Linked DNA regions of Homo sapiens: region 1 is linked to region 2. A link is an interaction called in ENCODE POLR2A ChIA-PET data of the cell type or tissue named here. Cell type or tissue: Panc1. All regions are shown on one strand. Each heading gives the region's core, and the rest is flanking DNA. Links, peaks and the distances in the headings are about the cores only. Region 1 overlaps CAMK1D (calcium/calmodulin dependent protein kinase ID). Region 2 has its middle 50 kb from the start of CAMK1D.

Region 1 (15,620 bases), core at 7,621-15,620, 290 kb before region 2:
CATAGCTCACTGCAGCCTCCAACTCCTGAGCTCAAGTGATCCTCCTGCCCCAGCCTCCTAAGCAGCCAGGACTACAGGAACACGCCACCACATCTTGCTCGTTCTACTGTATTTTCTTAAAAAATAAAGCCAATTGTTGACAAAAGGTTGGTTGGTTTTTTATTTGTTTGTTTGTTTGCCTTAATGTGTGCATTTAACAATCCTCTAGCTGATGATAAGGGATTTATACAATTCTGCAATTCTTCTCATCCCCAGAAGCTGGCAATGGGGAGGCTGCAAGCCCTCCTCTGGGGCCCGTGTGGAAAAGTTGTGAATACCGATGCACTATGACCCAAATGCCAAGAGCTCACAAATGCTCAGAAAACACCAGCATCTCTTCATGGAGGACACAAAGGCCAAAGTGGTAGGACTGCTCCTCTCCCTCTCCTGATCGTGTTCACGTTGCTCTCTTTCTACCACGAATAGGTTTGTCTAAAAGGGGACAAAAAGAAACCAACACAAATGCATTGCTGAGCCAAAGACTGGCTCTTTTCTTCTTACTTTATGTCTGTCTCATCCCAGAGGGTTTCTCCTTTGAGGCAGTGCACTGCCTACTCTCTGATGCCAGGTGGGCACGATGAGGTCACAACACCTCCTAGGATCCAGTGAGCCACATGCTTCCTTGGTCCACCCCACACCACCCCTCCAGCTCCAGGAGACACCTTATTCCACCAGAACCTACAACGCAGCTGCATCCCGCCTCACTGAATGGACAGAATTTCTCCCTTCCACTCTCAAAATAAGATGCAGCAGGGAATCACTTCCACCTCCAATTCTTTAAGCCAAAACCTTCACCATAATTTTTTACAACTCAAGAAAACACAGCGACTGCTCCAAGTAACCCCCAAAAAGATACTCAGTTAGCCTAACTGTTCAACAAATAATGATGATCATTATATGCGAGTTATTGGCTGTAGGAACATATGAACATACAATTCCCAGAAACACCTAAGGCCTTTCCTAAATCATGGGCAGGTCACACCCCCTCTCTGAATTCTATGAATACCTGAGCATTCTCGTGCATCATTACTCAGAAATTGTGTACATTCGTGCTAATTCCAAAGTAGTTGTTTCCCTACTCACCTCCCACCCCAAATGCAGAGATTACATCACATCACACACATCGAGATATTTTGGTCTTTGTAGGCCTCGTAAAAATAGATTTGTTATATCCAGGCATTGCACATAGAGCCAGTAGCATGTTATTTGCAAGATACGCGTTAAAAGGTTGACCCGTATTCGTTTAATTTTGCTTCTACCCCTCCAGGCTACACAAGCTCAATGGACCACCTCAAAGTAAAGGCTTTTCCAGAAACCCACCAGTACAGAGCCCTTTTCCTCCCTTCAGACCTTCGGTCCTTTCTGCATCCCTGTAGCCCAGACAGTGATGCTCTATGACAAGCATCTTGTCAGACTGAAAAGAGCATCCACGGTTTTTAAATCTCTCAGTGGGGTGTCCTGAATCTGCAGGAAGTGGTGTGACCCGAAACAGATTTCATTTTCCTTTGAAAATGAGACTGCTTCCTGAGATATGGAAAATGCTGCCCAGTACATAGTAAGTACTCAAGAAATAGTAGTTTAAACTACTCTAGAGAGCACAACCTGATGTATCTTGAGAGCCCCTTATGGGAAAATTATCGACATCGTTCGAATTTTACCATGCTGGAGAACAGCTGCAGGAAATGAAACAATCCCAGGCTGAAGTGGGAACCCACACCTAATCGCACGCTCTGAGCAGCTGCTCTGCCATGATGTCCTACCACGGATGCACATGAATAACAGAAAAGCAATTGAACATCCTTAAGTATTTTCATTTTCACAGCAGGGACCCAGGTTCTGCTATTGCTTTCCCGTGGCAACACTGAAAATCAAGGCATGAATGAGTTCTTTCTGAAGCTAAAAGTGATTATCTTTTACCAAACAAATGTGACTAGAGTGCTTGCATAGGAGGATGTCTGCAACTTACAAATGCGTGTGTTTCACGGCATCGTCCATCTTAATGTCAGCTCTTCAAAGACAGGACTGTGCATGTTGTTTTTTCCTTATCAAGCACAGGGACAGATGCAGTTGGTGCTGACGTGTTTTCTGTTATTGTTTGATAACGATGCCAACACCAACACTTTATGTCCAGGTAACTGTCTCTGAGTGTTCTGATGGTAGAGTACATCTCCCAGAGATCCAGTGAGAGCATAAATAAAGGAAGCAGCTCACATCAGCAAATACAGGGCTCCTTCATCTTTGGATAGAGGGAACAGCTGATGGTAGGAAGTGAAGACAGCCCTATGGGTGGCCCAGGAGACCAGTACAGAAGAACTGGCCAAGGATCTGAATAAAGCAAGGATTTAAAGTCAGGAAGGCTACAATCCACAGGAAGGAACCGGCTCCCCACAACGCCCTCAATGAGGGAACAACTGGGCCATGGAAGTGCCCCTCTATGAAAAGTCACGTGCCTCTGCATAGGGTCTAATCCCAACCATTCCTTTGCCTGGTAGGGGCCCCAGAGCCCCTACCATGAGGGACCTGCTAGGAAGAAAGATCCTTTAGCCTCCAGATGGTCAGCGTGTCTGTGGGAGTCAGCGAGGAAACGGTCAGCCCAGAAGGCCAATGACCGTGGGCAGGCAGAACTGAACCACAAGGCAGTGCTTCAAGAAGGTCCTGGCCTCAGTTACTGGAAGTTCAATGTCAAGTTTCCTAAGCACAAACATTATAGCTGAGTTCAGTTCCCAAGGGGGTGATGGATGCTTCCCCAATCATGGAGGGCAACCTTGCATTCAGGACAAGGAGCAGCCACCATACAGACCACGTGCAGTTTTCAAAAGCATTTTTCTTCTTTCCAAATAGATACTGCACCTCCAACTGCTTAAACCTAGGGAGGCAAGAAGTGCTAAGCTTCCCCACAAGGTTACAAGCTCCTGCACGGCAGGAGCTGTGTATTTTTTATTTTCCATCCCCACTGATGGGTGCTTTGAAGGGGCTCAATAAACGTTGGATGAATTAGACCCTGAGCTCCAGAGATAATAGCCTCATCTTAGCATTTACCTTGAGTATCCTGTTTCACTAGAGTGTTCAAAGCAAAGACAGGAACTTTGCTTTCAATCTCTAAACCAGTGGGAATGTTAATAAAGACACCTAAAAAAACCACAAGAAAAATGCAGAAAAGAGAAAAAAAATTACCAGGTCTAAAAAAAAAATGTGGGTGGGAAAGGGGGACTGGAGGCCAGGAGGAGTAGACACTAGTGATCAGAAGCAGAGTGAACACAGTGTCTCCAGAGGAACCTACCAGTTTAAATTCTAGACCCCACCATGGGATTTCGGCATCCAAATCTTTGAGGGTAGGGACCCAGAAACCATGATTTCAGACAAGCTCCTCTACTGCTCCCTAAGTTTCAATACCTCTCATCTACAGGTTTCAGATGGACTCTACCTAGAAATCGGTACCTAGGAGTAGCTCAAACTAAGAGATTTGGAGTGTTAAAAATATTTAACTGGGAGGCCACTAGGCTGAGATGGCTCCAGCACCTTGGGTTCCTAGGTAAGCCAAATGAAGCCCAATGTAAACTGTAAAGTGAAATGTAAGCCTAACCAATCAGAAACTGCCAACTAACCTCTAACTGGGGACCTCCCACCAGATCACACCCAAATAAGGCAAACCGCTAGCTGGAGCCAATCAAATAAATGCTTTACTTTGCTTCCAAGTTCAGCCTATAGAAGCCCACTGCTCATGCTGCCAAAGCCTAGATCTCTGAACCTCTTCTGTTTGTGAGGGCTGCCCAACTCATGAATCCTTTAATGCTCAAAGAAATTCTACTACATTTATTTTGTCGACAGTTTCTCTTTTAAAGGGGGATAAACTCAACCCCTCCTCCAAATGCCCACACTCTCCTCACTTCCTGCTTTCCCTTCTTGGGTCTTCCTGGGCTATGTCCCTTTTTAGGACTGAAGAGCTCTCTCATCTCCACCCCTTTTAGGGTGTCTTACTGCTTGCCAGAAGACAAAACCCTAACAACTCCTTTCCCAGACTCCCCTGCAGCTGGGTTCCATGTGTGGCCTGACTCTCCCCCAAGCAGAGACTTAGCCCTGGAAAGGAGGGAAGGCAGAAGCTGCTACTCATAGTAGGAAGCGATGAGATGCATTCAGAGTTGGCTACACAGCTTTCACAGCCCAGTGCAATACAAAAATGCCAGGCACCTTGTTCAAAAATCAGGAGGAAATACTTTCCCCTTTCTTCTGTGGTCTCTTTATTGACCTGTCATGGTATTTTTAAAATTTGCTATCTAATGTCACGCTTCCTCAGGTGGCAGTGGTCTCTGGGTGGGACCAGAAAGTGGGCAGCTGAACACTCACCCTGGAAACATGGTCAAGGGGTAGGGGACAGAACGGGCTATGGACAGAAGACGCATGGCCCAGAGCACGCACGTTGGACTTGACTTACAAAACGCAAATGCAAAGATACAATCAAGACATTCAAGATGGGCCTGGATCAATCACCCCACCTCAGATGCAAAGGTCCCAGGGACCAGGCCCAAGTTCATGAGCCTAGAATCGGGGGAAGGTGTATTCCACAAGCCAGCAGCATTTTAGTGACTGCCCACATTCTGATAATTCCTCAAGTTCCTAGCTTTAGCAAAAGAAGAATCTCTCCTAAAACCATCCTTTTTTTTTTTTTTTTTTTTTTCAGATGGAGTTTCACTCTTGTTGCCCAGGCCAGAGTGCAATGGTGTGATCTCGGCTCATTGCAACCTCCACCTCCCAGGTGCAAGCGATTCTCCTGCCTCAGCCTCCAGAGTAGCTGGGATTGAAGGCACATGCCACCATGCCTGGCTAATTTTTGTATTTTTAGTAGAGACGGAGTTTCACCATGTTGGCCAGGATGGTATTGAACTCCTGACCTCAGATGATCTGCCCTCTTCAGCCTCCCATAGTGTTGGGATTACAGGCATGAGGCACCACACCTGGTCTCCCCCAGATCACCTTGAAGATCATGCCTGGAACCTCAGCATGGAGTGAGTCTCCTTCCCCGCCTTTCATTGTCAGTGTCAGCACTTGAAATTCTCATCACCCTGTGCTTAAACCAGCTGGAATCATTTCTGCTTTCCGCAAGTGGATCCTGACCTATATAGTCAATTCCTTCCTGCAGCCTGGGCCTGGCTGCAATATGGCTGCCCCACCTACGTCAACCACTTCCTGGGACTTGAACACCGCATGAGGCCGAGCAGATGAGAACCACACGTTCAACCTCCTGGAAACAGTTTCCTGATTTTGTTTTTGTTTATTACCAGAAAAGGAAGTGTCTGAAAACTATGTATTTTCCAGCAGACAAACTGCCTGTAACCTAAACTAGCCTTTAACTTTCCAACCATGGGAAATGTTTCTATATCTGACAGAAACGCTTGAGTTCACTGACTCCCTGAAAGTTTACAGCAGGAAATGAGAAGGGACAGAAACGTAGAGCCCATTGTCATTGGCCCACTTGGTGGGTGGTTCCACATTCTGTCTGACTCTTGGCTGTGGTGGAGGCCGAGTGCTGACAGCCTCAACTGTAAGGCATTCAAAAAGCAAGAAAAATACAAGTGAAATTAACCCATCCCAAAATGTCACTTTGAAATTAGCTGCCTATAAAAACAAGGATCACACCTATAGGCTTAAACGTGGTTGAACAAAACAAACTTGTTTTGTATAAAAGAAATTACCACATCTTGAGATGCTTGGGGTAGGGTTGCTAGGTGGTGCCTGTTATTTTTTCTTGCCCCAAATCACAGCAATGAGAATTTGACATGTCCACTGTTCCTCCCTGTAATGTGGATGTTATCATGCTCTTAAGCTGAGCTCACCTCTTATAATGACAGAACTTCACTCCCATGATTGTGTTATTAGAGTGCAATGGCACGATCTCGGCTCACTGCAACCTCAGCCTCCAAGGCTCAAGTGATTCTCCTGCCTCAGCCTCCCAAGTAGCTGGGATTACAGGCATGTGCCACCACGCCAGGCTAATTTTTTGTATTTAGTAGAGATGGGGTTTCACCACGTTGGTCAGGCTGGTCTCGAACTCCTGACCTCAAGTGATCCACCCACCTCGGCCTCCCAAAGTGCTGAGATTACAGGCGTGAGCCACCGCGCCTGGCCATGTTTTAATGAGAGAAGAAGGCAACGCAACTTCCAATCCAGCACAAAAACTGCCTGACCAAGGGCAGACATTACAAGTTGAGTGGCCCAAGCTTGGGAGGACAGGTAAGTCCAGAAGGAGCTAGATTTAGGAGAGAGGGGAGGAAGGATAAAGGCCACAGGCCACGGGGGATGGTATTTTGTTTATTCACAATTTATTAATTAAAAAAAAATTCCAATAGCTTTTGGGGTACAAGTGGTTTTTGGTTAAAGGGATGAAGTTTATAGTGGTGAATTCTGATTTTTGTTTGTTTGTTTGTTTTTTGAGACGGAGTTTCGCTCTTGTTGCCCAGGCTGGAGTGCAATGGCACAATCTTGGCTCATCGCAACCTCCGCCTCCCGGGTTCAAGTGATTCTCCTGCCTCAGCCTCCAGAGTAGCTGGGATTACAGGTGCCCACCACCATGCCTGGCTAATTTTTGTATTTTCGGTAAAGACAGGGTTTCACCATGTTGACCAGGCTGGTGTTGAACTCCTGACCTCAAGTGATCCACCCGCCTTGGCCTCCCGAAGTGCTGGGATTACAGGCATGAGTCAGCGCAGACAGCCTTGGGTCTTACCTTTAAGAAGCTTCAGTCCAGAGGGAGATTGATCATCATGTAATCATACTGTGCAGAAAAAGTAAAGAGTGCCCTAAAACGGGTTCGTTAAACTACAACTGGCCCACCACCTGTTTTTGTAAATAAAGTTTTACTGGAACTCAGCCCACACATTCATTTACATATCATCTATGGCTGCTTTTAGACTACATCAGACTTGAGTAGTTGCCTATATGGCCTGCAAAGTCTAAAACATTTACTACTGGACCCCTTATAGAAAACATTCACTGACCCCTGGTCTGAAAGAGGAAAATAGGAACCCTAATTTGGACTAGAGTTTAGGAAGACTTCCCTGAGAAAGTGACATTTAAGAGGTATGTGAAAGATGAAGAGGAGGGAGCCAGGCAGAAAGGAGAGAACAAGAGAGATTTTAAGCAGAGGACTCTTAGAAAGGAGACTGGCATATTAAAGCATTCTAAGGACTAAGGCAAACATGACTAAGAGAAAGTAGCTGTTACAGGATTTCTGCCTAATAATGAGTAGTATTACTATTAGTAGCCACGGGAGAAATAGTAGCAGTAGGCTGGCATTGAACAATTACTACGGACCAGGCTGTGTTTGGAGCACTTCAGATACATTAATTCTTTTATACCAAAGAGACTTGTGATTTCAGTATGTTTGGAAATAAGGGGCATGAAACTGCATCTGCAGAGCCTTCACATAAAACTGAGAAAACGTCAGTTGGACACATCAGAGAATGGGGGGTTGGGTGGGCTGACAGACACTTGGGGATGCCTAAATCCCTGTCGCCTACCCCTCTAAATACCACGCTGGCCATGTCATTTCTTACTGACACATAAAACAGTCTCTAAAACAAGACAATGTCATCACTTTAATTAAAGTTCATTATTGATGTTTAAAAGAAAAATACTCTTGGCTGGCAAATAATGAACCTTAGTTGTGATTTCAGACTTTCTATCTATATTGAGAAATACTGGAAAACAAGAAGAATCCTCATCTTCAAAATAAGAAAGAAGAATGGATTCCGGAAAGGAGAAAGATAGAGGGTGCCTGACATCTTCCTCCTTGGGAGATCGCAGGGAGATGATGAAATGAAAGTTGTACAAGCATTTAGAAAACACTAAAGTGTGGACTTCAAGCCGGCCCAACCTTCTCTCCTGTCTTAAGTGACCAGGTCTGGAGAATGCCACCAACAGAGTGCATGTCAATTTCAGCCAAGCAATCAACGGGGGCGTTTTCATATTTCCTTTTGAAATAAGAAAAGACAAATTGGCTTTTTTAAGGAAAAAAACAGAAAACAAAAACAGCTGAGCGTGGTGGCTCACGCCTGTAATCCTAGCACTTTGGGAGGCCGAGGGGGTGGATCACAAGGTCAGGAGTTCAAGACCATCCTGGCCAACATAGTGAAACCCTGTCTCTACTAAAAATACAAAAAATTAGCTGGGCGTGGTGGCATGTGCCTGTATTCCCAGCTACTTGGGAGGCTGAGGCAGGAGAATCACTAGAACCCAGGAGGCGGAGGTTGCAGTGAGCCGAGATCGCGCCATTGCACTCCAGCCTGGGGGACAGGGCGAGACTCCGTCTCAAAAAACAAACCAACCAACCAACCCTATTATGTAGATTTAGAGCTGCCTACGTGAACAGAAACAGAGAGAACAGTCAAGTGAGCAGGGCCGGGCTTCTTCCTGGGTCTTTCCCTACGTGGAAATACATGAAGCCCACCAAAATGAGAAAAGCCGAAGCTATTTATTCAGAGCTTGCTATAATAAGAAGTCAGCCACTGTCACCTGTGTTTGGTAGAAACTCAAAGGCAGGCAGAGAAGTGTGACACTTTTTAGTGGAAGAAGGGAAAGCTCTGGGTGGCAGCTGTTGGCAGGTGCCGTAGGGGGATAACAAAAGCAGCCCATCCGGGTGATCGGTTACGGGAGCATATTTGGCCTTCTCTGTTTGGTCCGAAGTTGGAAGTCACGACAAAAATTAGGGCAGCTGCCAGTAATTGATCAAGTCCTGGGCATGCCGGGCCAATTGCTACAGGGGTTATTGGTTGGTTTCCTGGACTGGCTGCTGCAGACTGGAAGTCAGAACTCCACTTTTATATAAGATCTGGCCATTGCCCACTAGAATAATCAATCTCTGTCCCTGACCCCTCTGTGTCTAACACGGGGAGAACAGACTGTTCCAGTCAGCTTTCTTGAAAGCGGCATAAAGAAATTTTAGAAAGCAGACAGAGGAAAAACAAAGAAATGAATGAGCCACAAATTCAGAGAAGATAAAATTAAAAATCGGTTAGCTATCTTCTCCAAGGAAAATCGGAGGCATAAAGATTGATGCAATTTAAATGTACCACAATAGGTAGCTAAAACAATTGTCAGCAATGTCAGCTCTCATGTGACCAGTCATTGTCTAAGTAAGTGGGTGGCTGGTTCATGTGTCACCAGCAATTCCACCTTGGGCAAGTCACTTGATCTCCACGAACTCTCATTGTTCATCTCCAAAATAAACAGACTGAATTAAAATCTCAAGTCCTTTATAGTTCTAAAATTTTCTGCTTCTGTGATTCTAATCATGGATGGCTCTTTTATTCTACAGGCGGCAGCTTTACGTCTGCCCAGTTAGATACATATAATTCATTATGAGCTGATCTGGAAAACAAAACAAATCACATTGTGTTTTGTTCAAGTGCATTCATTCAACAATAATTATGGAACAGTAACTATGAATAAAGTACTCTCCTAGGTGCTAAGGGAAAAAGCAAAAAGACTGAGACCCAGGGCCAGGCAAAGTGGCTCACACCTGTAATGCCAATGTTTTGTGAGGCCGAGGCAGGAGGATCACTTGAGGCCAGGAGTTCACGATCAGCCTGGGCAACATAGCTAGATTTTTGTAGATCCATCTCTGCAAACACTTAAAAATTAGCCAGGCATGGTGATGTGCACCCACAGTCCGAGCTACTCGGAAGGCTGAGGTAGGAGGATCGCTTGAGCCCAGGAGGTCGAGGCTGCAGTGGGCGATGATGGTGCCACTGCACTCCAGCCTGGGAGACAGAGTGAGATGCTATCTCTAAAAATAAAAAATAAAAGACTGAGACCCAGCACCAAAGAACTCTAGTTGAGAAGTAAAGATATGCATATCATTAACTCCGCAGCAAGAAATAAAGTATTCAGTGACCTAAAATGAGACAGAAAGTGCTAGAGAAAATGGCAAATAGTCTGTACAGGCTGCACGGCCTCCCTACAGGCTCTAGAGAAGGATCAGCTTGCGGTTGTGTTTTTAGCATATTATAATTGGCAAAGAACTTGAGCTTGCTTTCAGTGTCATTTGCTCCTGTTCTTTCCCCTTGGCTCTGAGGTTTGGCACATCAGAGTTACCCTAGCAGGTCTCTACTGCAAAGGGCATTTAAAAGGAGGGTTTATGTCAGAATATCAGCAACTCTGTATTTTACAAGATGTTCTGATCAGAAAAATCCCGGACTCAGAAATTACTAAATAACTGCAATGAAGGAGGACAAATGTTCCAAGGAAGCTGACTTTCTTTAAAGTCTGTGTTCCTAGGAAGTAGTAAATGCTGAAAATTACTAATTCCTGCTGCCCCCTGCCCACCCCTATCTGAAGCTACTCCCTGTGTTGGAGGAGCTGATTTTTAAGACAGGCAGTTTCTGAAGACGAGACATTTTCACTGGTAAGAAAAGGGCCAGGGAAGATTTGTTACTTGCTCATTCCGGGCTGGGGAGCCTGCTCTTTCATTTCTGCAGCTCTGCTGGTATCATCCAAAAATGCTTCCATTTGCTCTCATTTAAGAGAAATGCATGCAAATCACAAAAGGCAAAGCAAGCACGGTCAGTGAAGCTCAGCCATGGCCTGCGGGCTTCGTTTTGAAACCACCTCCAGCCACATGGAGGTGGTCAGCCTCTTTTAGACACCAAACCATTCTGGGTCACATTTTGTATGTTTGCACAATCTGTTCCCTATTTTAAAAATTATACAGGCTGCGCGCAGTGGCTCACGCCTGTAATCCCAGCACTTTGGGAGGCCAAGGTGGGAAGATTGTTTGAACTCAGGAGTTTGAGCCCAGCCTGGGCAACATGGTGAAACCCCATCTCTACAAAAAAATTACAAAATGTTATCCGGGCATTGTGCTGTGCACCTGTGGTCCCAGTTACTTGGATGAATTGAGCCTGGGAGACAGGAGGATGGCTTAAGCCTGGGAGATGGAGGCTGCAGTGAGCTGAGATAGCACCACTGCACTCCAGCCTGGGAGACAGGGCAAGACCCTGTCTCAAATATGTGTGTATATAATGTGTCCCTTTATATATATGTATGTATGTATGTAACATGCACCTGTATATAAATATGTGTATTGTATACATGTATATATAGGGGCATGTTATATATACACACACACACACACGCACGCACACACACACACACACATATATACATATACATGTATATATACAAGCACATATATATGTATGTGCATGTGTGTATGTGTGTGTGTGTGTGTGTGTATATATATATACATATGCACTTTAAATTGACACAACTCTCTTGAGTTTGATGCTGTCACTTCTTGAAAAGAAGTTGAGAATGGCAACATGGCTTGTGGTTTTCTTGGATGTCGGGTACAACAGAGTCTTCCGCCCTCTACTCCTTCCTCTGCAGGATGTGGGAGAGCGTTGAGCAGGTGCAGGTGGTGGGGCAGGAGATCTGCATGCCAGGAACAGAAAGTTCCTGGAGACCAAGGCTCCAGGTCAGTTCGCAAAAAGAAAAAAGAAAGAAAAGAAATCACCCAAGTACCGACTCAATATTTGCTCCCTATTTGTCACAAATCCCAAAACAATTAGCGAGCACTTATTGAGAGCACGGTTTCTCTTTGTTTTCCAGCAAACTCTCATGGGTGTGCCTCTTATTTACATTCTGTGACTAAAAGCCCTTAAGGATGAAGCTAGTTTGCAAATTTGCTAAGCATGCAGTCAGCGAATATGCAGGGTGTCCGATCATTATTCTTAACAAGCTCGTCATCTTCCTGTGGCCAAACCAGCTCTGAAATTCTCCCCACCCAACCACTATTGCAAACATCTGGCAGAGCTCCGTGCCTTGCAGACTGTCACCCATTTATGGGACAAAGGGACAAAGAGCAGCTGGGGTCCCCAAATGCCCTGCCAATTTCCATAATTACTGAGCCATCCAAGTTTCTCCGCTCCCTTGGAAATATTCACTTACTTTATATTATCTACGATCTACCAACTCATTTCAACACAACTTAGCTAGGCACTACTTAATATTCAAGTGCTCCCACAAAGCTGCATGTACATATATCCTTAAATTTTTAAGTCCAAATCACCGAGAAAGGCACTATTTAAAAGAGCTTGAAGGCAGAATCTTTAATACATCAGTAAGTGCTTTCTATAGCACAGCCATTCCCTAATTTATGTCTCTGGGTTTATTGATGACAGGTCATACATCTAAAAAAAACAAATCTACGGAGATGCTAAGGCAAACTCTATTCTCTCTTGAGCATCAGATAAGACAAGGGGGAAAATATTTTTCTAAAATGATATGTAAATAGGAGTTGTTTTATTACAAGAAGGAAAGGAATTCCACTGCAGCCTGCATGAGCCACTCCATCTGCACATCCTAAGGAGTCCTCCCTGCCCTCTTCTTCCAGCTGTGTTTGTTAGTCTGGTCCAATAAATCTCAACTCGGGCTGCATATGAAGCCACCTGGGGAGACTTTTTTTTTTTTTTTTAATGATGTCTGGACCCCAGTCCCAGAGAGCCTGATTTAATCCATCTGGAATAGACCCAGGTGGTTTTAACATGCCGCCAAGCCTCCAGAAGCCCCGGCTGTCATCAAAGCTGCTAAGTCACTGTGGATCCATCACCTAACCCAGAACAAATGGAGACAACTAAGAAGTCAATGCGTTTTTAGCTCCAAGTCTCCCTGAATTTTGCATGCGGGATATGATGAGAGGGGCTCCACACTGTTGTCTGTGCCTGCTTATTTTGGGAGTCAGAGTATATTCTAGGAAAGCGATCGTGGGCTGGCTACTCCTCAGTCATTGCTTATTAATTTTCGGTTATTTACCATCACAACCTCTCTTAACATTGCAGAGAAGTTTGTTTTCCCTTAAAAGGAAAGGAACCCATGAAACCAGAGCATGGGACTCAGAGATCATTTCCAACTATCCAACTTACCAAGGAGGAGCCTCAAGCCCAGAGTGAATTAAGTCAAAACCGCTAATGGGAAGATGCCCCGAGTGAGAGGTAACCAAGAAAACACAACCATGGTCCCCATTCTCCTGTAAGGGGTTTCAGAGCAGCCTTCCTGTGAGTCATGGTCCTTATCAGCAGGAGAAGCAACCTAGAAAAGCACTTCTCCAAAGCCGCTCCCAGGCCAGACAAGTTCTCACCTGTCAGTGATGAAATCAAAAAAATAAGTATGGGAACATGAGGGACTTGGAGGTTTGCTTTCATTTATTTACTTAAAAGACTGCTCTTTTTTATGAGATTACATCCATCCCGTATTTTTTATGATTTTAAGTTTTTTGTTGTTTTTTTTCTTTCATGAAATGATTTTAACAACAGACAAGAGGTGAGCAACAGCCTAGGTCTGGTGAGGGGGCAGCAGGAGGGTGGCGGTTCTCTGCAGCTCGGGACACAGCAACTTACTCTCAAGGCTGCAGGTGGGCTGTGGGTCAGGCTAATCCTGGATCTTCTCTCAGTACTAGTTTTGGAGAATGGGTATTGTTTTTAACAAAGGAGTAGATTTCCTAACCAGATAAAGCTAACTTTTCGTGTATGCATCTATCTCCCTTCTTCAATTTTTTTTTTTTTTTTTTTTTCTTTTGAGAGGAAGTCTTGCTCTGTCGCCCAGGCTGGAGTGCAATGGTGTGATCTTGGCTAACTACAACCTCTGCCTCCCAGGTTCAAGTGATTCTCCTGCCTCAGCCGCCCAAGTATCTGGGATTACAGCTGAGGAGGCCAGATGTCTTCAGCTTCAGTGGACTGGAATCGACTTTCTTTAGCCATGACAGAAATGCTATAGTTTTGTGTTAGACTGCTGTTACTAAGAAACAGAATAGAAACAATTTTTTAAATATTTAAAATGTTTTCCAAAAATGTTTGGAAGACTTTCTCCAGGTTTGGTGGGAGAACGCCACTGTGCATTAATTCATGGTGGGGCTTCCATAAATGTTTGGATCTATAAATACCTATGCTCGGAAGGGCTCCATCCAAGCAACCGTTTGTCATAGCAGTGACCTTGGCCAATTTCACTCTTGTTCCAAAAGGCTGAAAGAAGCTGATGATGCTGGTGGCTTACCTGCCACTGCTGACCTTCAATTAAAACCTGTGACAGATGCCACAGAGCACATCAGCCAATGAGAAGAGGAACGGCCCTGAGCAGCACAGATGCTGCGTCCAGAAGCCTCCATGGAGTGTCCGAAGGATCGAGATGGCAGGTCACTGAAGACTGGCTTTAGTGATTGACGTGGTTTGGCTGTGTCCCCACCCAAATCTCATCTTGCATTGTAGCTCCCATAATTCCCACGTGTTGTGGGAGGGACCCAGTGGGAGATAATTGAATCATGGGGTGGTTTCCCCCATACTGTTCTCGTGGTAGTGAATCAGACTCATGAGATCTAATGGTTTTATAAAAGGAAACCCCTTTCACTTGGCTCTCATTCTCTCTTGTTTGCCACCATGTAAGATGTGCCATTCACCTTCTCCCATGATTGTGAGGTCTCTCTAGCCATGTAGAACTGTGAGTCTATTAAACCTCTTTTTCTTTATAAATTATCCAGTCTCGAGTATATCTTTATCAGCAGCGTGAAAACGGACAAATACAGTGGTCCAGACTGAGCCCTCCTAGGAACTGTACTTGGTCATTGCATTTGAGAAACAACTACAGGGTCAGAATGGAGACCCCAGGCGGAGGCAGCTTAAATCCATATTTTTCAATGTGTGGCCTCCAGGCCAGTAGGCCCGGCATCACTGAGTGCCAGAAATGCAGAGTCTCAGGCCCCAGCATCTGGGGACGGGGCCCAGCAATCTGCATTTTCACAAGCCCTCTGGGTGGTTCTGATGACCTTAAATTTCAGGAACTACCAGCTTCAATCTCCAATTATTCCAAGAAAGCCTGGCTGAGCTGTGAAGAATTTCTCAGCGAGGGCTTATCCTCAACAGACCTCTTTGTAGGGGAGGCAACATGTTTGATCTGAACATTAGCTCCCAGCCTAATGACTGACATGATCAGGACATAACCTAGCTGCCCAGCAGTCCAAATGTTCCTGGTAGTCTTTTAAATCTATATGTGACTTGCTTATTTTTGTTGGTTAGCTTTTTTAAATGCAGGAATTGTAAAGCATGTTTGTATTAGGAAGCAATGTGATATTCCAAAAAAAGGCTTCAATTCAAGGAACCTCGATTTTAATTTCAGTTTTGGCAAGCTACTGGGCCTTTCTTTTTCTTTTTTCTTTGGACAAGGTCTTGCTCTGTCACCCAGGCTGGAGTGCAGTAGCATGATCATTGCTCACTGCAGCTTTGACCTCCCGGGCTCAAGCTACCCTCCCACCTCAGCCTTCCTAATAGTTGGGACCACAAATGCACGCCACCACGCCCGGCTAATTTCTGTATTTTTTGTAGAGCTGTGGTTTTGCCATGTTGCCCAGGCTGGTCTCAAACTCCAGGACTCAAGCCATCTGCCTGCCTTGGCCTCCCAAAGTGCTGGGATTACAGGCGAGAGCCACCACGCCCAGCCTACTGGGCCTTTCTGAGTCTCAGATCCCTCTTCAGTAAATTGGATCCTTGATACCCACCTCTTTGTGTTGTTATAAAGTCTGAGAAAAAATATGCACAGCA
Region 2 (10,012 bases), core at 1,200-9,199:
CCTTCTTAGACAGAAGCCCTTCATACTGCAAAGAGCTGGTTCCATGTCGACCTTTCCAAAGCTCTTAGTGTCCTCCTGGTGTTTCCACTCAATGCAAACCCTGTCTGAAATCCAAGTGCCAATTAAAGGAGGTCTGATGCAGAGCCGGACGCGGTGGCTCAGGCCTGTAATCCCAGCACTTTGGGAGGCCGAGGCCGGCGGATCACGAGGTCAGGAGATCGAGACAGTCCTGGCTAACACGGTGAAAACCCATCTCTACTAAAAATACAAAAAATTAGCTGGGCGTGGTGGCGGGCGCCTGTAGTCCCAGCTACTTGGGAGGCTGAGGCAGGAGAATGGCGTGAACCCGGGAGGCGGAGCTTGCAGTGAGTCGAGATCCCGCCACTGCACTCCAGCCTGGGCGACAGAGCGAGACTCCGTCTCAAAAAAAAAAAAAAAAAAAGGAAGTCTGATGCAGACCAAATTTAAGATGCTACAGATTGGGGCCTTTCGAATAGGAAATATGCACTGTTCCCTCAGGAGCACAGAAATGTCTGGAAGGAGGTATTGGGGTGGGGATAGTGGGCCACCCTGGTGCACATTCTTCCTGGTGCCTAAAGCTGTAGTCCTCTCAGTCCTTCAGTACGTCAGCACAGGCACGTTCTAGAGCATGTTTTATTTATGAGGACTTCTCTAAAAGAAACTATTCACTTTTTTTTTTTTTTTTTGAGACGGAGTGTCGCTCTGTTGCCCAGGCTGGAGTGCAGTGGCACTATCTGGGCTCACTGCAGCCTCCACCTCCTGGATTCAAGCAGTTCTCCACCCTCAGCCTATTGAGTAGCTGGGACTACAGGCACACACCTGGCTAATCTCTTGTACTTTAAGTAAAGACAGGGTTTCGCCACGTTGGCCAGGCTGGTCTCAAACTCCTGACCTCAGGTGATCTGCCCGCCTCGACCTCCCGAAGTGCTGGGATTACAGGCGTGAGCCACTGCGCCCGGCTGACTATTTACTATTCTTCATGGGCAGTGAAAGACATGTCCTGCTTGGAGACGTTGGAATTAAGTCATAGTGCATTCCTTAGTCTGCCTCTCTTACACTTCCTCCTGTGGGGGCTTTCATTTGAAGCTGTAAGCTGCATATTATCAATTCCTTACAGCTAATAAGAGGCATCTACTGTATGCAAGAAGCGTGCTAGGAAGCTGAAAGATACAGAGCCCCTGATTAGGAATGGGGAGGCTGATGGCAAAATAAAGTGACATTTTGATAGGTTCTATAACATGTGTGTATCCCGAGCTCACTGGGAATGCATGGGAGCAAGTGATTACCGTCTTTATTTTTTATTTTTACTTCTTTTGAGACGGTTTCACTGTCACCAAGGCTGGAGTGCAGCGGCACAATCATAGCTCACTGCAGCCTCGACCTCCTGGGCTCAAACGATCCTCCCACCTCAGCCTCCTGAATAGCTGTGACCACAGGTGCACACGGCCATGCCCAGCTAATTTTTTATTTTCATTTTTTGGTAGCCATATGGTCTCGCTATGTTGCCCGGGCTCGTCTTAAGCTCCTGGACTTAAGCCATCCTCCCACCTCAGCCTTTCTAGGTGCTGAGATTACAGGCATGAGCTGAGCCTGGTCGTGATGATCTTCTAAAAGGGGCTTCATAGATATGTTGGAACTCTATAGCTGCAGGGTTGGAATTGCAACATTCCAGGCAGGGGAAACACCAGGAAAAAAGAACAGATGAGAGAGCATGGTATTGGGGAGAACCTCAGACACCCACCGTACCCAGGAATAACACACACTGGGGCACGTCGTGAGATGAGGGTAAGAGGGAAGGTGGTAGATTGGAAGGCTCTCGTGTATGTTGCGCTGAGGGCGCATGACTCAACTGCTAGAAATGGGGGCCGGGCGCGATGGCTCACGCCTGTAATCCCAGCACTTTGGGAGGCCGCAGCGGGCAGATCACGAGGTCAGAAGATCAAGAACATCCTAGTTAACGTGGTGAAACCCCTTCTCTACTAAAAACACAAAAACAAAATTAGCCAGGCGTGGTGGCAGGCACCTGTAGTCCCAGCTACTCAGGAGGCTGAGGCGGGAGAATCGCTTAAACCCGGGAGATGGAGCTTGCAGTGAGCCGAGATGGCGCCAGCGCCACTGCACTCCAGCCTGGGCGAAAGAGCGAGACTCCACCTCAAAAAAAGAAAGAAAAAAAAAAAAGGGAAAACAAGGCCGGGCACGGTGGCTCACTCCTGTAATCCCAGCACTTTGGGAGGCTGAGGAGGGCAGATCACTTTAGGTCAGGAGATCAAGACCAGCCTGGCCAACATGGTGAAACCCCATCTCTACTAAAGATACAAAAATTAGCCGGGTATGGTGTAGGCCTGTAATCCCAGCTACTCCAGAGGCTGAGGTAGGGGAATTGTTTGAACCCGGGAGGCAGAAGTTGCAATGAGCCAAGATCGCGCCCCTGGGCGACAGAGGGAGACTCCATCGCAAATAATAATAATAAAATAAAAGGAGAACAGGTACGTACTCATGACACGTGTCACCCAATCAGAGGTCAGTCTCACAAAAGCAGCATTTGGAGAAGAAATCTGCCTTCCTCCTTCCTACTGGGCAGGAATGAGGGGTGACAGCCTGGAAGAGGAAGAAATTGGAAGTCTGGTGATCAGCAGGACTGGTGCCCTTGTCCCTGTAACCTGCTCCTTGCCCAGCAGACTAAGAGTTCAAACTGCCTTTGGGAAGTTCTTACCCACATGAGCCAGCTCCATCACAGAAGGGCCTGGAAAGCCAGCTGCTTCTTGCCCTAGCTAAGCCACTTCACTGGCCAGAGCTTGTCTCCATCGTCCTCATCCCTGGCCTTCCACTGTGGAACCTGGGAGGCCCTCTCAGTAGATAGCTGGCACTTTGTAGGCTGGGACCAAAGAAGACCACTCTCTCTGTGCTGGGCCCTGATTCTGCGACAATGGCTGGATGCTTGGAGAATTCTACAAATACTCACAGTTCTTACTGTCTTGACCACATTCACATCCGTGTTAGGTTTATAGTTCACATGGCCCTAACCCTGAGAAAAGTCCAGCATAATGGACTCGCGAGGTCAAACAAGAAATCAAAACTCAAGTAGTTATATATGTAGATCTGTTCCATAAGCAATTTTTTTTTTTCCTAGAGACAGGGTCCTCCTCAGTTGCCCAGGCTGGAGTGCAGCAGCACAATTATAGTTTGACTGCAGCCTCAAACTCCTGAGCTCAAGAGATCATCTGCCTCAGCCTCCCAAGTAGGTGGGACTACAGGCGTGTACCACCACACCCAGCTAATTTTTGTATTTTTGGTAGAGATGGGGTCTTGCTATGTTGCCCAGGCTAGTCTCAAACTCCTGGCCTCAAGTGATCTTCCTGCCTTGACCTCCCAAACTGCTGAGATTATGGGCGTGAGCCATAGCGCCTAGCCTGAAAAATTGTTCTTACATCTTACAGGATTCATAACCACCACACCACCTCCTCTCCAGGGTAGCTGAAAGCACGGTGTTCAAATCCTGGCTCTGTCACTGCTTCTGTAACTTTAGACAAACGACTAACTGTGAGTTCTTAGGCAAACACTCATCTACTCTGAACTTCACAAGGGGATACTAGGACCAACTCCAGTGATTTTTGTCAGGACCACATGAGATGATTTAGATAGAAGGGCTTGTAAAATGTCAAACATGACACAAAATGATAGCCATTATAATATTGATTATTATTACTGATATGGTTTGGCCATGTCCCCACCCAAACCTCACCTTGAATTGTAGCTCCCATAATTCCCACATGTTGTGGGAGGGACCCAGTGGGAGATGGTTGAATCATGGTGGCGGTTTCTCCCATACTGTTCTCATGGTAGTGAGTAAGTCTCATGAGATGTGATGATTTTATAAGGGGAAACACCTTTTGCTTTCCTTTCACTCTCTGCTTGCCTGCCACCATGTAAGGCGTGCTTCTTGCCCTTAGCCATGATTGTGAGGCCTCCCCAGCCACATGGAATTGTGAGTCCATTAGACTTTTTTTTTTTTTTTTTTTTTGAGACGGAGTCTCACTCCGTTGCCAGGCTGGAGTGGAGTGGCACGATCTTGGCTCACTGCAACCTCTGACTCCCCGGTTCAAGCAATTCTCCTGCCTCAGCCTGCCGAGTAGCTGGGATCACAGGCACGCGCCACCACGCCCAACTAATTTTTGTATTTTTAGTAGAGACAGAGTTTCACCATGTTGTCCAGGAGGACATGTCTCGATCTCCCGACCTCGTGATCCGCCCACCTTGGCCTCCCAAAGTTCTGGGATTAGAGGCGTAAGCCACCACTCCTGGCCAAACCTCTTTTTCTTTATAAATTACCCAGTCTTGGGTATGTCTTTAGCAGCAGTGTAAAAATGGACTCATACAATTACATAAGGCCCAGTTTTCATCAGACACTCAGTGTTTACAGTTTTGAATAACGGGGAAGACCCGCTGTCATGTTCATGGATGGAGCTGAGAAACGTTCTAGAAAAGCTTCTTGGCTGGGTGTAGTAGCTCACACCTGTACTCCCAGAACTTTGGGAGGTCGAGGCAGGTGGATCACTTGAGGTCAGGAGTTCAAGACTGGTCTGGCCAACATGGTGAAACCCATCTCTACCAAAAATACAAAAATTAGCCGGGCGTGGTGGCATGCGCCTGTAGTCCCGGTTACTCAGGACGCTGAAGCACAAGAATCACTTGAATCTGAGAGGTGGAGGTTGCAGTGAGCCGAGACTGCGTCACTGCACTCCAGCTTGGGCAGCAGAACAAGACTCTGTCTCAAAAAAAAAAAAAGCTTATTTTGTTTCCAGTTACTGGTCCCAGTCTCACATTGGATGGCATTGCCACAGGTTTTTTGGCAGAACTTCTGAGTCCTGAGTGCAGTTGAGCACAAACAAAAGCCTGGCTCTGACCCAACATCTAAATCAATGAATTAGTTCTCCCCTCATCCATTAACCTTGGGCCTGGAGCAGTGGAGGAATTGGGACTCTAAGCTATTTGAGATGCCTGGAGGACTGCAGCAGAAAATGCAGGAGCCCTCAGTCTCCCAAAAAAGGAGTGGCCAAAATAACCAGGGCAATCTGGTCATCTTAGTTTCATCTAATCTTCTAGACAGTTCTACGGGTCAAAATGATGAAAGAACAAAGTGACCAAGAGAGACATTACAAATGAGAGAGGGGTGTGCTCTCCCTATGAGTGATAAACTGCACCTAAGTGACTATATCACCCCTGCTTACTTTTTTTTTTTTTTTTTTTTGAGACGGAGTTTCACTCTTGTCGCCCAGGCTGGAATGCAATGGCGTGATGTCAGCTCACCGCAACCTCCGCCTCCCGGGTTCAAGTGATTCTCCTGCCTCAGCCTCCTGAATAGCTGGGATTACAGGCACCTGCCACCACACCCGGCTAATTTATTTTTGTATTTTTAATAGAGACGGGGTTTTGCTATGTTGGCCAGGCTGGTCTCAAACTCCTGACCTTAGGTGATCCACCCACCTCAGCCTCCCAAAGTGCTGGGATTACAGGTGTGAGCCACCATACCCGGCCCACCCCTACTTACTTTTAAGCCTTCACTTTCGAGATACGTCTTCCCTTCCCCCCGACTTCCCTCCCTAACCTTTCGGAGACTTTCTTAAAAGTGTGATTAAAGATTGATCATGGTGGTTCATGCCTGTAATCCCAGCACTTTGGGAGGCCCACGTAAAAGGATCGCTTGAGCCCAGAAGTTTGAGACCAGCCTGAGCAACATAGCAACATCCTTTCTCAACAAAAAATAAAAATAGCCGGTTGTGGTGGCAGGTACCCGTGGTCCCAACTGCTCAGGAGGCTGAAGCAGGAGGATCGCTTGAGCCCAGGAGTTCAAGGCTGAAGTGAGCTAGGATCTTGCCACTGTATTCCAGCCTCAACTCCTTTAGAGCAAGATCCTGCCTTTAAAACAAAAAAAAATTTTTAAGTGTGGTTGAAAAACAAAACCTAGGCCAGGCACAGGGGCTCACGCCTGTAATCCCAACACTTTGGGACGCCGAGGCAGGCGGATCACCTGAGGTCGGGAGTTTGGAACCAGCCTGACCAACATGGAGAAACCCCATTTCTAGTGAAAATACAAAATTAGCTGGGCATGGTGGCACATGCCTGTAATCCCAGCTACTCAGGAGGCTGAGGCAGGAGAATTGCTTGAACCCAGGAGACGGAGGTTGTGGTGAGCCGAGATCGCGCCATTGCAAGCCAGCCTGGGCAACAAGAGTGAAACTCCATCTCAAAAAAAAAAAAAAAAACTAGGCCAGGGCACAGTGGCTCACACCTGTAATCCCAGCACTTTGGGAGGCCAAGTTGGGCAGATCACTTGAGGTCAGGAGTTCAAGACCCGCCTGGCCAACATGGTGAAACCCCGTCTCTACTAAAAATACAAAAATTAGCCAAGCGTGGTGGCAGGTGCCTGTAATCCTAGCTACTCAGGAGGCTGAGGCAGGAGAATCACTTGAACCCAGGAGGCAGAGGTTGCAGTGAGCCAAGAACAATTGTTTATGGTTTACTGATGGTCTGGTCAGTCCTATGCTAATGAAGGTAGTAGAAAGGGGAATTTGATGTTAAAGGGCAGACGAAATGGTACAGTCAAACTGTGCTCTAAAGAGTCCTACTAGTCCACAACTTTGGACGGACCAAGAGATAGTCCCTTGTTAATGTAATGATATCTAACACAGCTCTCTGTGTTTTATCTATTTTTTGCTTTGTTACACATTGTGCATTTCCAAAAAGGATTTAAGGCACTTTAAAATAAAAGCTGAGGCATCAGAAACTATGGAGAAAAAGGCAGTCATAATTATACCAAGAACCAGGGGTGGGACAAGATTTTTATTGAACACTAAATTTAGCTCATTTTGAGCATCACAGGGACTAACGGAAAAAAAATGTGATGACTCTCTTTTCAGATAATAGCTTTTTCACAATAAAATTAAATTCTAAAAGGAATTTATTATTAAATCAAAATGAGTAAAAACACTACATTTCCTTATCTGGCTCTTTCTTGTTTTGGCCTTTGATAAAAGCCAAGAGGGGACTTGCGGCTGAGCCAGGGTGATTATTTTTATTTTATTTTTTATTTTTATTTTTTTGAGATGGAGTTTCACTCTTGTTGCCCAGGCTGGAGTGCAATGGCGGGATCTCAGCTCACCACAACCTCCGCCTCCCAGGTTCAAGCAATTCTCCTGCTTCAGGCTCCCAAGTAGCTGGGATTACAGGTACACACCACCACACCTGGCTAATTTTGTATTTTTAGTAGAGATGGGGTTTCACTATGTTGGCCAGGCTGGTCTTGAACTCCCGACCTCAGGTGATCCACCCGCCTTGGCCTCCCAAAGAGCTGGTATTACAGGCGTAAGCCACCGTGCCCGAGCCAGGGTGATTCTACAGGTCCAAATGTATTCATGTCTGATGACCAATCTTTATACAAGGGTGGGACTCAGAAGATCTAGACCACAGCCTCTCCAAGCGCCCCTGAGCCTCCGCATCAGATTCACCTGAATTACTCATAAAATATAGATTCTAGAGCCAACCCAGAAGTTTTGAATCAGAATATTGGGAGGAGGGGACATAAATCTCTATTTTTGAAACTTGGTGATTTTTTTCCTTTTTTTAAAAATTATACTTTAAGTTCTGGGGTGCATGTACAGAACGTGCAGGTTTGTTACATAGGTATACATGAGCCATGGTGGTTTGCTGCACCCATCAACCCATCACCTACATTAAGTATTCCTCCTAACGTTATCCCTCCTCTAACCCCCGACCCTGCAACAGGCCCCGGTGTGTGATGTTCTCCTCTCTGCGTCCATGTGTTCTCATTGTTCAACTCCCACTTAAGACTGAGAACACGCGGTGTTTGGTTTTCTGTTCTTGTGATAGTTTGCTGAGAATGACGGTTTCCAGCTTCATCCATGTCCCAACTTGGTGATTCTGATACCCACTAAACTTTAAGACATCGTGATGTAGAGAAGAATAAGTGTGATGGCCCCACATGCATTTACTTTGTTGTTGTGGTTGTTGTGGTTGTTGTTGTTTTCAGATGGTGTCTTCCTTTGTCACCCAGGCTGGAGTGCAGTGGCGCAATACCAGCTCACTGCAACACCAGCTCACTGTAACCTCCACCTCCCAGGTTCAAGCAGTTCTCCTACCTCAGCCTCCTGAGTAGTTGAGATTACAGGCACGTGCCGCCACACCTGTCTAAGTTTTAGATTTTTAGTGGAGATGGTGTTTTACCATGGTGGCCAGGCTGGTCTCGAACTCCTGACCTCAAGTGATCCATCTGCCTTGGCCTCCCAAAGTGCTGGGACTACAGGTGGGAGCCACCGCGCCCGGCTGGCATTTTCTTTTTTATTGTCTGCACTGCCAGTTAGAAAGAGTTCCCTATGCTTTAGATATCTGACACTAGCTACCAGAATTGACAGTTATAAAATTAAGGGTTCTCACACAGACTCTCTTTTTTTTTTTTGAGACAGAGTTTCACTCTGCCACACAGGCTGGAGTGCAGTGGTGCAGTCTTGGCTCACTGCAACCTCTGCCTTCCGGGTTCAGGTGATTCTCCTGCCTCAGCCTCCCAAGTAGCTGAGATTACAGGCTTGCACCACTATGCCCAGCTAATTTTTGCATTTTTAGTAGAGACGGGGTTTCACCACTTTGGCCAGGCTGGTCTTGAACTCCTGACATCAGCTGATCTGCCCACCTCGGCCTCCCAAAATGTTGGGATTACAGGCATGAGCCACTGCATTGGGCCCAGACTCTCTTTTTCAAAGAAAGGCCACCATTCCCAAAGTTGCAGGATTCAAATTTTTCTTGATGACGAATTATGAGCCTGCCTCAACGAGCATCTAATTACAGCCCAATATCATGCACCATACAGTATACTAGAGAGCCGGGGCAACAAAGGGGACCCTGTCCCTGCAAAAAGGAAAAATTTAAAAATTAACCAGGCGTGGGGCATGTGTCTGGAGTCCAATCTACTCAGGAGACTGAGGCAGGAAGATTGCTTAAGCCCAGGAGTTCGAGGCTGCTGTGAGCTAGATCGCGCCACTGCATTCCAGCCTGGGCTACAGAGCAAGACCCTGTCTCAGAAAAAAAATAGGCTTAAATTTCAAAGACATGTTAGCCGCTGGCCACCATGATCACAGAATTATTTCATATGGCTCCTAACACATATGTAACGTGAGAAGCAATGCCTCTAGTCACGTCTGTTATGATAAACAGATGAGTTGAGTGTGATCCCTGAATACCACCTTTAAAGAAGATTCTATTGTAAAAGAAACCACTAACACTTTCTCAATGAAAGAGCTGATTGGTAAACAGGGATACTTTTTTTTTTTTTGAAATGGAGTCTCGCTCTGTCGCCCAGGCTGGAGTGCAGCGGCACAATCTTGGCTCATAGCAACCTCCGCCTCCTGGGTTCAAGCGATTGTCCTGCCTCAGCCTCCCAAGTAGCTGGGATGACAGGCGCCCACCACCACACCTGGCTAATTTTTGTATTTTTAGTGGGGTTTCACCATTTTGGCCAGGCTGGTCTCAAACTCCTGACCTCAAGTGATCCTCCTGCTGCGGCCTCCCAAAGTGCTGGGATTACAGGTGTGAGCCATCGTGACTGGCTGGTAAACAGGAATACCATGAGCCAGTTGTTATACTATTAGTAGCCTGAATCGGCCACATGTATTTACACCATGAATATCAGCAAATGATACAAATGTGGGCTTACTTTTCCCATAGAGAACTGGTTGACCAGCATGCTGTTACTGAGAAACCCCGGATTTCCATCCAGGTCCTGTTCCTTGCTGCACAGAGAGCCATTCTCTGAGATTTCAACTACTGCCAAGGAAGAAGGCTTTCACTGGGTGCTGCAACCAAGGAGGTGGGAGCTCAGTCTCAAATCCATCTCCCTGACTGACTAAAACTAGGCTTTACTACAGCAGGGAAGAAATGTAACAATGTGTAAGAAAACAGGAACCAGGGAGTGCCAAGGAGG

What was found. Peaks named below come from ENCODE experiments on the same cell type or tissue, not always from the same donor. Only the 100,000 strongest peaks of a DNase experiment are listed, where the experiment ranks them.
Region 1: POLR2A ChIA-PET joins it to region 2 with 13 read pairs; 3 of 35 experiments call an interaction of 5 or more read pairs at or near these places.

The regions. Positions count from the first base shown.
Region 1 is chr10:12,584,437-12,600,056 of GRCh38, reverse strand. All of the region lies in intron 2 of CAMK1D (calcium/calmodulin dependent protein kinase ID), which reads right to left. Among named protein-coding and RNA genes, the nearest start is that of MIR4480, 13 kb to the right of the region's middle. RefSeq lists an enhancer at 11,677-11,746. In Panc1, for the core only: no CTCF peak of the experiment used is centred there; a DNase peak (open chromatin) is centred at 11,771.
Region 2 is chr10:12,294,575-12,304,586 of GRCh38, reverse strand. No RefSeq gene overlaps it. Among named protein-coding and RNA genes, the nearest start is that of CAMK1D, 50 kb to the left of the region's middle. In Panc1, for the core only: no CTCF peak of the experiment used is centred there; no DNase peak of the experiment used is centred there.